Regions from separate parts of the Homo sapiens genome. Here region 1 is linked to region 2. Evidence: read pairs that join two places in POLR2A ChIA-PET (ENCODE). Cell type or tissue: PC-9. All regions are shown on one strand. Each heading gives the region's core, and the rest is flanking DNA. Links, peaks and the distances in the headings are about the cores only.

Region 1 (2,806 bases), core at 1-2,500, 370 kb before region 2:
AGAGTCAGAGTGGGAATCAAATTCTTAGGACATAACCCAGTTGTCAAATGTCCTTCATACTCCTTTGACAGCATGAAGTCAAAGGCTTCCAGGAGATCAGGAGCCCTGACTGCTCAGGGCAACACTGAACCCCTGAGAGGAATGGGTATTGAGGAACAGTGATGTCTGCACAGTGAGGATTTAATAATCCAGACGCATATTGTGCTTACTCTTCTGTGAACTCTGACCTTCCTTTCAGGTCCCTGGACTCCATGTTCATTAAAAACTGGAATCACCAGTGACCTGGACCCTAGTGCACTGACACTGCCTTGGTCCTTTCATTTCTGCTCTCGCCCTCATGTGCTCCACGGATGCAAAACAGCTGGGGCTCAGTAGTGAGAAAATCACTGGCTGAGAAATCCATCTACAGCGGGGACCTCAGTGTGGAGCTACGGGATGGGTAAAGGACAGCTGGAAATAGGAGGCTTTGCCCTGCTGAGCAGGACAATATTGTTTTCATGGGCCACCAGGAGGCAGAGGTTAGGGCAAAGATGAAATTCTAAAATTCTCTTCTCTGTAAGGGAAGAAAAATAAGGAAGAAATAGCATCTCTCTGGCTGTAGTCAAAATAGTTTTCGGACCAACCTTTGGGTCAGGCATTCACCTATAGTCTCCTCTTGCAGCTTTAAATTCTGTATCTGAGACTTACCTCCAAATTCTTTTTGAAAGGGTGATTTGGCTTGTGTTCACAACAGCTGCTTTTTCAAAATATAATTTTCAGGTCTTGCCCACTGGCTCTGCAGTTCTCACTCTGAACCTTCACGGAGATATAGGACTGGAGACTTTTGACATGATTTGACATTTTCCAGGCCTTGACATTGAACAAGGACATGTGGTATGAGAAGTGACTCTCCTGGACCAACAGGATGTGCATACTAGGTTGGAGCAGGATGAGTCATCCATTCTGTCTGGCCCAGTTGCCTTAGTGACCACATTTGCAATGTGACAAGAGAAGCTCAATGGTGCAACCTAAAATTGAAGAGTTGGGTTTTCTCTTTTTTTTTTGGCATGACCTAATACTTAACAATAACCTCAATAAATGTTTGTTGAGCCACACCTGGTGCTGTACACAGTGGCAGGTGTTTACATAGTGCTTCCTTTTTGAGCCTCTTTCACAGACATCTCACTGCCTGTACACTTTTTGTATGTGTAGCCAGTGTTATCAATTTTATTTTACAGATGAAAGATCTTCATTTTACTGAGGATCAAAAGAATTAAGTGACCTGCCCAAGGTCATACATTTAATCAAAGGTGAAACACATTTTCAGACTCTAAATCCCGAATTCCCTCTCCTATAAGAAAATACCTACCCTTGTGACCAAAATAACTAGATTAAAATGGACTAGATCCATCTAGAGCAGTTTGCATGATATAAAAGTGGCCTTGATTGATAATTGTTGAAGCTGGGTGTTGTTGGGTATATGGAAGTTCATTATATTCTTTTATTTATGTATATGTTTGAATTTTTCTGTAATAAACTTTTTTCAAAAAAGAATAAATCTGTTTTCTGTGCTGAAATCTGCCCCTTTGAAACTTTCTTCCATAAATCCTGTCTCCAAGTTTTATTTTAATGGTTGAGTCTCATTACTGACAATGATGGCCATTAACTGAGAGTTTAGTGTATCAGGTGCTCTGATAAGTGCTTTCTTCACATGTCTTAGTGTTTAACCCTCACAACCAGCCTGTGACTTAGGTACTAGTATCCTTGTTCTACAGATAAGGAAACTGAAGCTCAGAGGGGTCACATAACATGCCCAAGATCACACCCTTAGTAAATATCAGAGCTGAGACTTGAACTCAGGTGTGTCCAGTCCCAAAGCATCCTCCGCCCCTTTTTTTTTTTTGTGAGACAGAGTCTTGCTCTGTCACCCAGACTGGAGTGTAGTGGTGTGATCTTGGCTCACTGCAACCTCTGCCTCCTGGGTTCACGTGATTCTCATGTCTCAGCCTCCCAAGTAGCTGGGATTATAGGCATGTGTCACCATGCCTGGATAATTTTTGTATTTTGGGTAGAGACGGGGTTTTGCCATATTGGCCAGGTTTGTCTCGAACTGCTGGCCTCAAGTGATCCACCCCCTCTTGGCCTCCCAAAGTGCTGGGATTACAGGTGTGAGCCACCGTGCCCAACCCAAAGTCTCATCTTTAACTATTTCCACTGCTTCACTTCCTTACAACCAGAGGGGAACATCTTTCTCTTGGAGGCAATACTGTTTGAAATGTGCTTTCATTTGCCTATCTTACAAGAAACTTGAAACACGGAATTGGAGACATTTTCATCCCCCCTGCTGGAAAAATAAGAATTGTAAACAGAATAGCTCTTTCATTCAGCCAGGCTTGTCTGTCCCCAGCTCCCTGAGGGGATTCAAGCACTTAACTTTGTTTTGTAATCTCAGGTTGAGGAACCTGGCATCCATCTACCACCTGAGCACAGGGGTCATGGTAATTTTTTCAGCTCCTGCAAGCGAAACCTCTGTCAAAGGAGTAGGGGAGGCAGGTGGAGTGGGGTGGGGAGAAGAGAACTACCTTTGAAAGGGATTTAGGTTCCATTTCTCTTCATGGATTTATAGAGCACTAACTTTTGGTGGGCAACCTCTTTGCCCTTAATTGGCCCTAACCTGGCCAAGGTGAAAGGACACCAAAAATTTGAGGTGGGAGCTAGGATGCCCCCACCTTAAGTCCTGCATGATTGCAGCCAAGCCCAGCACTGGCTAGGTCTCTCCCTTCTGTAGCAGCAGCCTTCTCAAACTAGTGGGAAGAGCTTTGGGCTG
Region 2 (2,812 bases), core at 123-2,622:
TGGTCATGAGTGATAAACACAGACATGGTGGATACTCTACAGAGATATATGGGATTGCTCTAGTAAAGCGCATCAAGACAGAAGAGAAGGCCAGGACAGAACCCTGGAAAACAACCACATTAAAAAGCAGAATTGAGCAAGATGAGCCTGCAAAGGAGAATGAGAAGAAGTAGAAGTAGAAGGAGAGAAACCAGGAGAGTATAATTATCATAGAAACTAAGAGAATAAAAGGCCTCAAGGAGGACCAATAGTGCCAGCACTGCTGAGAGATCAAGTAAGTTAAGGACTGAGAAGTGCTCAGGGAATTTGAGCAATGCAGAGGTTACAGGAGACCATGGAGAGAGAGCCTAAGTAGAGGACGGCAACCAAGCCTGATGAGAGCGGCTTCAACAGTGAACAGGAAGGAAGTTGGAGCAGTGAGTGAGTAAACTTTCCCAACAAGTGTGGCATAGACTAGAAGAAATGGGAAGTAGACATCAGTGGCAGCTATTTAATGGTTGTTTTAAAAAATGAGAGAAACTTGAACACCTTTCAGTGCTGGTGGAAGGAGCCATTTACTTTACAGGCAATGGTCAGTCTCCACAGAACCTCATCTCTCGGAAAGGAAGGAGGAGGGTTGCAAGTGCGTGTTGTGAGGGGTAGTCTTAAACCAGGGGAGGGGTGCTTCCCCGACTTTAATGGGAAAGAAAGATGGTTGTCAATACAGGTAAGTTCCTGCTTTGGTGGCTGGTGGCTGACAAATCTGATGGCTTCTCTTTTCCCTTTGAAGGTGGAGAAGAGGTTGTCAGAAGCAACATGAGTTTGAGGAGGGGAGATATTAGATATCATAATTCTATGATAATTATATGCATCCAGAGATAAAAAGATCACCAGATAATGCTAGGGACTCTGAATTTTACATATCACCAATCTGGTTTTACTTCTTTTGTTTTGTTTTTCCTAATAGTACTCAGCAACCAAGTGTACAAAGAAGCAGTTAGCTCTTTGGTACCCCAAATCCAATTGAACTGGAATATGTGATATTTCCCATACTTAAAATTTCATTCGGGGCCAGGCACGGTGGCTCATACCTGTAATCCCAGTACTTTGGGAGGCTGCGGCGGGTGGATGACGAGGTCAGGAGCTCAAGACCAGCCTGGCCAACATGGTGAAACCCCGTCTCTACTAAAAATACAAAAAATTAGCTGGGCGTGGTGGTGCACACCTGTAGTCCCAGCTACTCAGGAGGCTGAAGCAGAAGAATCGCTTGAACCCAGGAGGCAGAAGTTGCAGTGAGCTGAGATCTCACCACTGCACTCCAGACCGGGCAAAAGAGCGAGACTCCATCTCAAAAAAAAAAAAATTTATTTTGGCCAGGCACAGTGGCTCACACCTGTAATCCCAGCACTCTGAGAGGCCGAGGTGAGCAGATCACGAAGTCGGGAATTCGAGACCACCCTGGCCAACAGGGTGAAACACCGTCTTTACTAAAAATACAAAAATTAGCTGGGCGCAAGCCTGTAGTCCCAGCTACTCAGGAGGCTGAGGCAGGAAAATCATTTGAACCCAGGTGGTGGAGGTTGCAGTGACCCAAGATTGTGCCACTGCATTCCAGCCTGGGCAACAGAGTGAGACTCTGTCTCAAAAAAAAAAAATTTTTTTTTCATTCTAATTTTACTTCTTTCAAAAGAAAGAAAACATTTTCTGGTGCTATCAGAAATAGCCCCATACTCAGAGTGGGCACAGTGGCTCACGCCTGTAATCCCAGCACTTAGCAAGGCCGAGGCTGGTGGATCACTTGAGGTCAGGAGTTTGAGACCAGCCTGGCCAACATGATGAAACCCCATCTCTACCAACAATATAAAAAATTAGCCAGTTGTGGCCAGGCGCAGTGGCTCACGCTTGTAATCCCAGCACTTTGGGAGGCTGAGGCGGGTGGATCATCTGGGGTCAGAAGTTCAAGACCATCAAGGCCAACATGGTGAAACCCCATCTCTACTAAAAATAGAAAAATTAGCCGGGCGTGGTGGTGCGCGCCTGTAATCCCAGCTAATCGGGAGGCTGAGGCAGGAGAATCGCTTGAACCTGGGAGGTGGAGGTTGCAGTGAGCCGAGATTGCGCCACTGCACTCCAGCCTGGGAGACAGAGCCAGACTCTGTCTAAAAAAAAAAAAAAAAAATAGCCGGGTGTGATGGCACGCACCTGTAATCCCAGCTACTCAGGAGGTTGAGACAGGAGAATTGCTTGAACGTGGGAGCCGGAGGTTGCAGTGAGCTGAGATCTTGCCACTGCACTCCAGCCTGGGCGACAGTGCGAGACTCCGTCTCAAAAAAAAAAAAAGAAATAGCCCCATACTCTTCAACATCTGCTGTGCTTTTGAGAAGCTTTTCTGTATTCAAGGAGCTGCATCCTCACTCTGTGACTACCCCTTAAACTCTCTTTAAAACCCTCTCATCCTCTTTCTTGTTTGTTCCTCTCTGTGACTAGCCTGTCATTATTAATGTACCTGTCACCTCTCACCTGTTCTAGGGAAAGAATCTAATGTTTAGAGCATCTACTATGTATCAAACACTTTCAGTTGTTTTTACTTCAGTGATACAATTTACATCCCCACAAGATAGAAGGGAGATATTATCCCTACTCTCACAAAGAAGCTAAAGCTAGGAGAACCTAAGGTCATGTGACTACTAAATGACCAAGCGAGGATTAGATCTCAGTCTGTCTGACTCCAAAGCCCATTACTCTGCTGTAAGCTCCCAAGGAGCAAGCAATCTTCTGATTCATCATTACATACCTCATGGGAACTCAAACAGCACTTTGCACATAGAAGATG

The links. ChIA-PET counts read pairs that join two places held together with the same protein. Peaks named below come from ENCODE experiments on the same cell type or tissue, not always from the same donor. Only the 100,000 strongest peaks of a DNase experiment are listed, where the experiment ranks them.
Region 1: POLR2A ChIA-PET joins it to region 2 with 5 read pairs; 2 of 35 experiments call an interaction of 5 or more read pairs at or near these places.

Annotation. Positions count from the first base shown.
Region 1 is chr17:48,504,145-48,506,950 of GRCh38, reverse strand. No RefSeq gene overlaps it. Among named protein-coding and RNA genes, the nearest start is that of HOXB1, 25 kb to the left of the region's middle. In PC-9, for the core only: CTCF peaks have their summits at 341 and 541 (motif pointing right); DNase peaks (open chromatin) are centred at 970 and 1,790; H3K27ac peaks cover 653 bases.
Region 2 is chr17:48,137,717-48,140,528 of GRCh38, reverse strand. All of the region lies in intron 11 of SKAP1 (src kinase associated phosphoprotein 1), which reads left to right. Among named protein-coding and RNA genes, the nearest start is that of MIR1203, 17 kb to the left of the region's middle. In PC-9, for the core only: no CTCF peak of the experiment used is centred there; no DNase peak of the experiment used is centred there.